Regions from separate parts of the Homo sapiens genome. Here region 1 is linked to region 2. The links are chromatin loops, found by intact Hi-C in ENCODE. Cell type or tissue: endothelial cell of umbilical vein. All regions are shown on one strand. Links, peaks and the distances in the headings refer to the core of each region. The heading gives the core; the rest is flanking DNA.

Region 1 (2,925 bases), core at 199-2,698, 89 kb after region 2:
ATGGCGGAACCCCGTCTCTACTAAAAATACAAAAATTAGCTGGGCATGGTGGCTGGCACCTGCAATCCCAGCTACTTGGGAGGCTGAGGCAGGAGAATCGCTTGAACCCAAAAGGTGGAGGTTGCAGTGAGCCAAGATCGCACCATTGCACTCCAGCCTGGGTGACAGAGTGAGACTGTCCAAAAAAAAAAAAAATTTTTTTATTATTATCTGTGGATTCAGCATTGTCATTAATCCTCCATTAACAGAAGGAAATCAGGAATAGCTTTGTAAGTTCCAAAATAGTGAAATACATCACAAATAGCAAACTGGTAGTCGACCTGGCAGTGGCCAAAGCCAATGATGACTTTACAACATCTCACTTCTACATGAGGCTTTTTCAAGATTTTAAAGCAAACACTTCTTTAAGGCATTAGACACATCTCTAAAAACCAATTCTTGAAAGGCCTGTCTTTCTCCAAGTCTACTGTATAATTATTACAGTAAGATTTATAATTTATATAATTATAGAGTTGCTTCATTTTATCTCTATCTTTTGTGCTTCATTTTAAACTTAATGAATGTGCCATTTGGATGCAGAAAGGTTTTTTAAAGAAAAAATGCATAAATGTTAGATTGTGTGCACAGAACAACTGTTTATCTGATGTGATTATTATGGATTGCATGCCTGTATCAAAACATTTAATGCTATCTCAGGATTATCAATCTTAATCCCACTTCTGCATTGGTTGGTGGTGGAAGTGGGATAAGAGCCTAGTACTTACTCTCACTGTTCAGATGACCTTAAGAAGTCCACTGGATTCTAAAGTTTTGCCCTCACAAGCTGCACTTCCACCCTCCTGAAGCTTTATTGAATCTTAGTCCCGGAGTTGTAAACATAGATATTCCTAAATCTCAGTTCACAAAGGGGAACCACCCCTCCTTGGAGGCTGGAATGCGTAGAAACCTTGTTGGGTAGGTAAAATAAAAGCATCTTTTTAAGCTTCTGAGAGAGCTTCCAGCCACTAAGGCAGGTGCCAGAAGAGAAGACGTGGGTAGATAGCAGTCAACATGAACTGGACATTAGTGTGTGAACAAGCAGCTTACTGACTTGTCCATCATTATCTCTAGAAGACCCTTCCTAAATGTTCTGCTGAAACTCTCATAATGCCTTTCTTTTTAAAAATTTACTTATTTCTTTATTTTTAAAGATAGGGGTCTCACTATGTTGCCCAGGTCAGATTCAAACTCTTGGCCTTGTGTGTTCCTCCTGCCTCAGCCTCTGCAGTAGCTGGGGCTACAGGCATGTGCCACTGCATCTGGCTCTCCACAGCTCCTTTAATGACCAGTTTATCTACTTGCAAGTGGTGGACAGTGGTGGGGCCACCAGAGACCACCACCATCTCTCTGGTACTTGAGTATCACCCCATTGCTCTCTGGTGACTCATCAGGGCTGGTGATTATTGTTATCAACTGAACCCAATGCACAGCCACAGGTTCCCTCCCACACTGCAAGACTTTGCATGTTTTGGTCTAGAGGCAGTTAAGAGAGGATGTCAAGTGTGAGCCCAGCTATCAGTAAGTAGGAAGTCTAACACAGGAAATAACACCATCTGTGAGGCTGGCAATAGCACACTCCCACAAAAGTACTCTTAATCATGCTTACACACACACACAACTTCAGGACTGCTGAAACAACCCTGAAAGGTACATATATTGAGGAGCTGGAGGAAGCAAGAGCAGACAGGGAACCCCTGTGGAAGGAAAGATACTTCTGGAAATAATGTGGTGAAAGTGAAAAATATATTTGTAAAACAAAAATATCCAAAATTATTTTTCTTACCATAATTTGCATAAATAACACACCAATTTAAGAATGCAACTGAATCACAGAATAACATTTATGTCAGTGCAATTTTAGAATCCTCTTTTTGACATATGAACTAATTTTGTTCTTTTTTCTTAATTAGAAAATTCAAATCTTACATGATTAGGGAATGAAATAATTATAATCATAATTGTCTTTGCTTTCATCTGTGTTTGATTTTCTATCTACTTCTCTTTCCTTTTCTTTTCCCTCCATCCCTCTATCTCCCCCTCCATACCTTTCCTCCTTCCTTTTATTTTTTCTTACCTAAAGTAAGAAACAAAGTAAGTACTTGCTCATACATTATTGTCTCATTCTTAGTACATTTTCAATTCCTGCTTAAAATGCATTCTTTCACTATACCTGTTTTAAAAAATGTATTAAACAGCTACTAGATGTATAGATGTCTAACCAGCAACCTCTCTGGCAGGGAGCCGTAAGGTTGATGGCATAATTACTGTCATTCTGGATTTCCCCATCATTTTGACCCTATAGGGCTTGGAACAGCTGGGTTGGAAAGCCCCTACTGTGCATAATATCCTGTTCTGGGTTTTCTGCCAGAGCTCGTACCCTCTGTTGACTGCACATCACAGCAGTGCAGGGATGCTGCGACATTCTCAGAGCCAACATTCTCCTATGTGGCTCAGGGGAAGCACCAGCTTATTTGGTATTAGGGTTCAGTATGTCATGGAAGGATTTCTTTTTAACTATGTGAAAAAAGCATGTGGAAAGAATGTACTTTTAACAGGAGCATGAGTGCTACCTTGAGGAAAGTGTTAGCTGAATTCACAGAGAATCTGTAATCATCCAAATGCTATTCCACTCTACTTAGACTTCCATTTCTTGTAAGGACAACTACTCTAAAGTAGGCTTTAGATAAGTACTACTGCATATAAGTAACATGCAAAACACCAGCCAGGAAAGTAGCAAAAGGAATAAACGAAAGCAAGAGTGTAATTAAGATTGGCAATGCATGAATTATTTTCACTGTTTTAATTGTCAGGGACACTGGCAAATAGAAAGGCTAACCTTGCAGATGTCATTGCTACCTGGTTTGCTGGGGAAAAGAGGATCTTCCT
Region 2 (2,925 bases), core at 299-2,798:
TTGTTCAATACAACATAGAGATCTCTCTCAAAAATAACTTATTTATCTGTCTATTAATGTATCTTAAAAATATATTGTCATAGATCCTTATTTGCCTATATAATGACTTTACATAATTAAATTTTCAGTAGATTTTTGTCTAGTGACCAATTTTGATCAATAACCATTTGTTGAAACAATTCACTGTAGCAGGCATCTTTGCATGCACTGTCTCGTTTAATCCTTAGATGAAATCTATGATGGGATATTAGTATCCCCATTTCATAGATTAGTCTATCTGGTTCTCAACGTTTCCCCCTTTCCTACAGGCTTTTCCTTACCTGTTTCGTGCCACCTAAGATAAAGAAGGAAAGGGTGACGATTGTGGTACTTGTTAGAACCAAATGTTATCTAAATCATGGTACCCAGAGTTATATCAATCATAGATTTCACCTATACATAAACTTTCTCCCCTTCATTTCGACTTTTCATTGAGATCTGGCAGGACACCAAACACAAGAGGTATCATTATGTTTCCAGCATGAACAAGAATCTGAGATCAAGTTGTTATGATACAGGTTGAGCATTCTGAATCAGAAAACCTGAAATTCAAAATCCTCCAAAATCCGAAACTTTTTGAGCACTGACCTGATGCTGCAACTAGGAAATTTCACACCTGACCTTATGTGACAGGTTGCAATCAAAACTTTGTTTTATGCACAAAAGTATTAAAAATATTGTATAAAATTACCTTCAGGCTATCTGTATAAAGTGTATGTGAAATATAAATGAATTTTGTGTTTAGACTTGGGTCCCATCCCCAAGATATCTCATTATGTATATGAAATATTCCAAAATCCAAAAGAATCCGAAATCCTACAACACCTCTTGTCCCAAATATTTCACATAAGGGATACTCAACTTGGACATCATCTAGTTTCTATGTTTTCTGTAGTGAGGTAAAATTGCATTTATTAAATCATTTTTAAATGATGTAGTAAAAAAAAAAAAAAAAGAAGTCAGAAATATAATTGTATCTCAAGCGATCCCAGCTCCATCATGCCTCATCTGTGTTTCACCAAGCAGCAGCAACAGCAGTGGGTTCGAAGAGCTCCAGAAGTGCAAATTTAGCATTTCGCAGATGTTCCAATAAAGCCAAACTGGCTGGTAAGTGAGTCAGGGCAGATTTTTAAGCCCTTTCTTTGCTCTGCAGGGCGCCAACTGTGCTTGTGTAATCTTTATACAAAGTAATGTTGATCTGTTTCGTTCTCTTTTTGCAGTGGCATTTTTCACTTGAATGATTCTGCTTCGTGCAACATCAGGATAAGCACGCGGAGGCTTCTTTGCATTAGAAAGTAAACATACGTATGCACAATTGCACACCACACAGTGGTTCGTGCGGGTGGAGGAGATTGTGCTTTTAAGGAATAATCTCTCCTCTTCAGAAAACTAACCGCTTTATATGTTTATCGGGCAGATTTTCTTTGGTGGTGTTTTAATGGCTTGTTTGTCAGACATGTTGCATATTAAACAAGCAAAGCCTGGCTTCTCTTAGGATCCAAGGTCCTCTTTATTCTCTCCTCCATATTGGAAATCATTCCTGTCAGCTCGTGCTCTCCAAGCTGCCTGGAAGAACTTTGGCATAGTTTTCCTAACCTTTCAAACAGTAAAAGCAAAACTCTCCTTTGATAAAAAAGCCGGAGGACTTTGGCATGTAGCCATAAAGGATGCAGGCGACTCGGCTGCGATCTGACAGAATAATCCACAAAACACTGAAAAGTTCTCGTTAAGGTCCCCAGAGTGGGCTGAGGCACTTTGCTTGTACTTAACATATATCAACTGTCACCCGGCGGCAGTCAGTGTTGAACTGAACACAATGGAACATCCAGATGGTCTAAACAAAGCGAACAAATGTTCACTGCTATTAAAAGCTGTTTACATCAACTTCCAGGATTTCATGTAGTGAAGTTTATATTGTGTCACTACTGAGGTGCTTAGCTCTGTCTGCATTGAAGAGCGGCCTTTTAAAAACTCCTGTTGCTTATATGCTCATGCTCTCAGCACCTAGTGGAAAGTGAAGTTGAATAGTAAGTTAGGAAATTGCATAATGTCAACTAGTCATGCAATTTCAGACATTTTAAGTGATTTGCCCCCATTCTGTTATATTGGTCATCTATTGCAGCCTCAGCTCCAGACCCAATAAACACAAAGCAGACCCTCTTCTCTGATGGGGGTGTGTCATGGATGGATGGATGGGTGGGTGACCGCTATCTGCTTCTGCAGACAGGGCCTCTGAGTCTCGTTGGCTCCTCACTGGGGATGTTTACGCAGTAATGGTTTTGTTTTCTTCCTCTAAGATGCTGCGATATCAGATCCTGTCTTATTGGGGATTAATATACATGAGCGATAAACCCACACTTTTTCTGTCTTCTTCCTTTGACCTCTTTATGGCATCTCTTTTACAAATTCCAGACACACTGCCTACATTGTTAAAGATTTGTTGTTGCCATTAATAACAATACTCATATAAAAGGTGTCCAGCTTATTTATGGTTAAAGAAGAATCTACAAAAACTGTCCCTCTTTATTAATCACTACCAATTCCTCTTGGCATAACATAGCTAAACGAATAAGTAAATACTAAAAGAATACTATTTATTAATTTGCTCTACAAATCATAGTATAACAAAATAGACCCTCATACATGCAAGCTCATTAATTAAAATAATTATTTTCTATATAAACATCATTTTAACTCAATTTTATGTTACATTTGTGTTAAATTTTACACACCCCCAAAATAATCGTATATCATTTGTTGTCATTTTTGTTGTTACCATACTTTTTTATTACCATGAAGACTTTTTAAAGAGACGTGATCTCATAAATGATTAAACTCAAACGTTTAAGAAAATATGATTTGTTGGCCTTATTTTCACCAGAAATG

The links. Peaks named below come from ENCODE experiments on the same cell type or tissue, not always from the same donor. Only the 100,000 strongest peaks of a DNase experiment are listed, where the experiment ranks them.
Region 1: it touches region 2 in a loop (2.1-fold over the local background); 4 of 110 quality-filtered maps call a loop at or near these places.

Annotation. Positions count from the first base shown.
Region 1 is chr1:200,152,951-200,155,875 of GRCh38, reverse strand. The region is part of intron 7 of NR5A2 (nuclear receptor subfamily 5 group A member 2); the gene reads right to left. Among named protein-coding and RNA genes, the nearest start is that of NR5A2, 130 kb to the right of the region's middle. RefSeq lists an enhancer at 2,201-2,270. In endothelial cell of umbilical vein, for the core only: no CTCF peak of the experiment used is centred there; DNase peaks (open chromatin) are centred at 1,535 and 2,375.
Region 2 is chr1:200,241,605-200,244,529 of GRCh38, reverse strand. It overlaps LOC124904479 (a long non-coding RNA gene), which reads left to right. Exons shown (of 2, transcript XR_007066782.1): 1 at 1-1,146; 2 at 1,260-2,892. Among named protein-coding and RNA genes, the nearest start is that of LINC00862, 130 kb to the left of the region's middle. In endothelial cell of umbilical vein, for the core only: no CTCF peak of the experiment used is centred there; a DNase peak (open chromatin) is centred at 1,789; H3K27ac peaks cover 800 bases.